2 separate regions of the Homo sapiens genome follow, and region 1 is linked to region 2. A link is an interaction called in ENCODE POLR2A ChIA-PET data of the cell type or tissue named here. Cell type or tissue: K562. All regions are shown on one strand.

Region 1 (2,500 bases), 330 kb after region 2:
AAGGAATAATTTCTTTTTTCTTTTTCTTTCTTTCTTTCTTTTTTTTTTTTTTTTTTTTTGAGACAGAGTCTTGCTCTGTTGCCAGGCTGGAGTGCAGTGGCGTGATCTTGGCTCATTGCAGCCTCCGCCTCCCAGGTTCAAGCGATTCTCCTGCCTCAGCCTCCCAAGTAGCTGGGACTACAGGTGTGCGCCACCATGCCCAGCTAATTTTTGTATTTTTAGTAGAGATTGCGTTTCACCATGTTGGCCAATATGGTCTCGATCTCTTGACCTCATGATCTGCCTGCCTCGGCCTTCCAAAGTGCTGGGATTACAGGCATGAGCCACCATGCCTGGCCTTTCTTTTTCTTTTTAATTTGGTAAAACACACACACACACACACACACACACACACACACACACCATTAAGCTTACCATCTTAACCATTTCTAAGTCTATAGTTTGGTAGTATTAAATATATTCACATTGTTGTGTGACCAATCTCCAGAACTTTTTCATTTTGAAAAACTGAAACTTTGTAGCCATTAAACAATTTTTTGACTTAACATAATGTCCTCAAGATTCATCCATGTTGTAGCATGTGACAAGATTTCCTTCTTTTTCAAGGCTGAATAATATTCCATTGTATGCATATACCACATTTTCCCCTACTATCTGCCATCCATTTACTTAATTGATTTCAGTACACATGTATAGCAGTACCAGGATTGTAACCCTCACTCCCGTGTGAAACAACTTTATCAAATAGAGCACAGTGCTTATGTACAGCTTCTTTTGCCTTTCATCTGACAGGTTCCACTAATTTCCAAAGTTACTTGTCAGCATCTTTCCCCCTCTATAACTTTCAGTGAGGTTGTTTAATACATTTTAATGCAGTTATATTGTTTTGTCACATTCTACATTCTGTCCTGGGATCCTTCTCCTAAATGATTTTTTAAAAATTGGTATACTCTTTGTGCTATAAAATTCTATGGGTTTTGAGACATGCATAGTGTCAAAAATCCCCGAAAATATAGGGGATTTTTTTAGGACAGTGAAACTATTCTATATGACACTATGATTTAGGACCTATTTAACTCTCTGAACCCCTTGGCAATCATTAAACTTTTTATTCATTTATTTATTTATTTTTGAGACAGGGTCTTGCTCTCTTGCCCAGGCTGGACTGCAGTGGTGTGATCACAGCTCACTGCAGCCTCCACTGCCCAGGCTTAAACAATCCTCCCACCTCAGACTCCTGAGTAACTGGGACTACAGGCATAAGCCAACATACCTAGCTAATTTTTAAATTTTTTTGTAGAGATGGGGTCTCACTATGTTGCTCAGGTTAGTCTCAAACTCCTGGGCTCAAGCAATCCTGCTGCCCTGGGCTCTCAAAATGCTGGGCTTACAGTCACACACCACCATGCCCAGCTTTTTTTTTTTTTTTTTTCTGTGGAGATGGAGTTCTGCCATGTTGCCCAGGCTGGTCTTGAACTCCTGAGTTCAACTGATCCACCGGCCTCAGCCTCCCAAAGTGCTGGGATTATAGGCATGAGCCACCGCAACTGGCCTCACTGAGCTTTTTATCATCACGGTAGTTATGCCTCTTCCTACCACATTTTGATTATCCATTCATCTGTTGATGGATGTTTGAGTTGATTCCACCTCTTGTCTATGGCAGATTCCTTTTAAAGGGAGAAATGAGAACAAATTTAGTAATTTTAGACTCCATCACAAGAAAAAAACTATATAATAAATTGTGTGGCTCCAACATTAAATGAGAAAGCGGGTCATAGCTTGAAGAGTCTCACAGGGCAGAGCAGGGTACATGCAAGTCAGGGTTCAGAAATGGACTCCATGGCCACACTATCTGGCTTCGAATCCCAGCTCTACCACTTTTGGGCTGTGTAACTTCTGTGTAAGTTATGACATGTCTTTGTTCCCTAATGGCTTCACCCATAAAATAGGAAAAATAAGATCTACCTTACAGTATGTACTATTATTATCAAGAGCAGTTGCCTCACGAAGGGTAAATGATGTAATGCGTCTAAGGCAAATAATAGCTGCCACATTGTATGTAGTATTATTCTCAAGAATAATAATCTTGCCTGTAATCCCAGCACTTTGGGAGGCCGAGGCAGGCAGATCATGAGGGCAGGAGATTGAGACCATCCTAGCTAACATGGTGAAACCCCGTCTCTACTAAAAATACAAAAAATTAGCCAGGCGTGGTGATGGGCGCCTGTGGTCCCAGCTACTCGGGAGGCTGAGGCAGAATGGTGTGAACCCAGGAAATACAGCTTGCAGTGAGCCGAGATTGCGCCACTGCACTCCAGACTGGGCGACAGAGCGAGACTCCATCTCAAAAAAAAAAAAAAAAAAAAAAAAAAAAAGAAGAATCTCAGGGAGGAGCAAATGATTTGACAAATATAAAGCCCTTAGAACAGTGCCCGGCACAGAGTTAGCCCTCACTAAGGGACCATTACCATTATTACTAGGGTTTTGAGATGGGCTCAAA
Region 2 (2,500 bases):
TGTCTATTAGCCCACTAGAATGAGGAGCATAAGGTGGCCACGTGGCTGTCACAGCTTCCAGTTTAGTGGAAACTACTGTGTTCTTTCATATAAGTTCTCCCTTCCTGGCAACTAGAAACTCGAATTGGCAGAGCCACCAGTTTTGGGGACAGAAAGCAAATATTCTACAAATGTGAATGAGATGGGCCACGTCCACTTCCACATTTGACTCCAGGACTGGCAATTTCTATGTATAAGGAACATAGTACTGGTCAAAACAAATACCGCATCAAGGAGTTGAGGGCCCCAACCCACAGGTGTCATGTTCCTGCCAGTGTCTTCACTGAGCATTCAACAGGCTGTCCCCTTGTCCCATCAGGCTGGCAGCTTCTAGGTGATGAGGAGCAACCAAGCGAGCCCAATGACTCTGTTGATCGGCATCCCATACACCATATACAAAGATGAACTCAAAAATGGATCAAAGACCTAAATGTAAGAGCAGAAACTATAGAAGTCCTTGATGACCACATTATTGTACTTTTTTGGTAAAAACACTGTGGAAGACAAGCCTGAATCTGGAGCATGCACTGTTGCCAGTAAGAACGAATTACTGTCCCCTCCAGAGTAGAAAGAATAGGGTCAGTGTAACTGATCTGCAGCCAGAGGCTTGGCTGGTCTTCTGAGGAAGAGAGCCTTCTGAGGGAGGGCCCAGCACTGGTCTTGGCTGCAGGCAGGTTGAGTGATCAAAGTGGTAGAACTAGCTCATCCTTGGTGAGAGGGAGCCCATGCTGTTGGGCTCATACATAGCCTCCATCTCTGGTAGCATGACTACTCTGTTCAAGGGCTTTTGAGCAGGCATTCAGGGTAGACAGGGAGAGAGATTCACTCACCAGGCGAATCATTGTATCTCTGTGGAGCGTGTCCTGGCAAAAGATGCTCTGCTGGTTGTTTACCTGAGACCCAGAGGTTTGCACACTTGGTGCTCACTCTCAGTCCACCCATCTACCTCTTTCCTAGACCACTTTGTCACTTGCCTTTGGCTTTTGTTCCTTTGGGCTCCTGACTAGGGGACATTCACTATTCCACAGGAGCCAGGGAATTTGCACACTTGGTGCTCACTCTCAGTCCACCCATCTACCTCTTTCCTAGACCACTTTGTCACTTGCCTTTGGCTTTTGTTCCTTCGGGTTCCTGACTAGGGGACATTCACTATTCCACAGGAGCCAGGGAATATCCACAACTCAGGCTATTTGTTCGTTTAGAGAAAGCTAACGCCCAAGTGTACTGCTCAAAGCTTTGCACCCTGGAACCTCCCTTCCCCACTGTCCTTTAGGGCTACGCCAAGACGGCCATAATGTGGCAGCAATCCATTTCTAACTCTCACCAACATATCACACTGACCATCTGTGAACCAGGGCTGAGTCCCTTCCTCATCTAGCATTTGACCACAGGGAATTTGAGAAGGTTCTACAAAGTTTGTGACCCAATATGGCCCTTTCACTCCTATCTGCCTATGACTTCCTCTTTATTCCTGACTCATTGGGAAGTGGCCCCTCACCTCCAGCCTCTGATCTCCTTTCATATCTTTGCCAGACCAGGCCAGATGGGAGTGAGGCTGGGGTGCTGCCTGCGCAAGGCCTCAGCACCCTCACAGTAATAATAATGACAGCAACGACCACAGTAGCTGCTGCTGATGAAGTGCTCCTCATGTGGCAGGCATTGTGCTAATAAGCAGGACCAGGAAGAGGACGAAGAGGGTAAAAGCTTAGCCGACAAATTGTAAGGAGATCTCAAGGTCGTGCAAGTCGAAAGTCCTTAAAGTCCTGGTCCTGCTGAGAAGCTCCTAATAGATATTATCTTCTTTTATTCTCACAAGTAAATTTTATCACTCCCATTTTACAGATGAGGAAACTGATTCAGAGGTTAATTTGCCAAGGTCATACAGCCATATTTGACCCAAGCTCTTCACCACTAAGCTGTCTTAGCTCATTCACGTTAGCCTGGCCGCCCCGTGGGAAGTTCCCCTGCCCGTGATCCTCCGGAAGACCGCAGGTCCCTATGCCCACTCAGACAGCCGACTGTTGGGAGTCTGCAAGCTGGCGTGACTTTGGTGCAAGCAGCCGCAGGAAGAGGCTGCCGCCAGAGCGGGCAGGAAAGGGCGCGTTCCCACATATGTCCACTAGATGGCGCCCCAACACCGAGCCACTGAGCTCCAGCGGCCGAATGGACAGGCCCCCAGCAGGGAGGCGCTGTGCGAGACCCGCCCCTCTGTCCGTGGACACAGGTCTCCAACCCTCCGACGCTCTCCCTGATTTCTGCATCACCGATCCCCTTCGCTGCTACCCCCAGGAGATGGTCTCGGGGAGGAGAGACTTCCCAGGCTACTTGGGAGGGATTCTTCCTTCTTTCCCCTGGAACTGTCTCTTAGCGGTGCCCAGCGCTTCCCAGGGCCTCCGCAGCACTGCCTCTCCCTTCGTTCCCTTCCTGAATTCCCCAGGCCCTCCCTGTCACTCCCACTCTC

What was found. Peaks named below come from ENCODE experiments on the same cell type or tissue, not always from the same donor. Only the 100,000 strongest peaks of a DNase experiment are listed, where the experiment ranks them.
Region 1: POLR2A ChIA-PET joins it to region 2 with 5 read pairs; 7 of 35 experiments call an interaction of 5 or more read pairs at or near these places.

What each region holds. Positions count from the first base shown.
Region 1 is chr5:142,019,718-142,022,217 of GRCh38, forward strand. No RefSeq gene overlaps it. Among named protein-coding and RNA genes, the nearest start is that of GNPDA1, 7.9 kb to the left of the region's middle. In K562, no CTCF peak of the experiment used is centred here; no DNase peak of the experiment used is centred here.
Region 2 is chr5:141,690,086-141,692,585 of GRCh38, forward strand. No RefSeq gene overlaps it. Among named protein-coding and RNA genes, the nearest start is that of ARAP3, 9.1 kb to the left of the region's middle. RefSeq lists an enhancer at 2,201-2,500 and a silencer at 2,213-2,262. In K562, a CTCF peak has its summit at 2,168 (motif pointing right); DNase peaks (open chromatin) are centred at 1,506 and 2,206; H3K4me3 peaks cover 281 bases.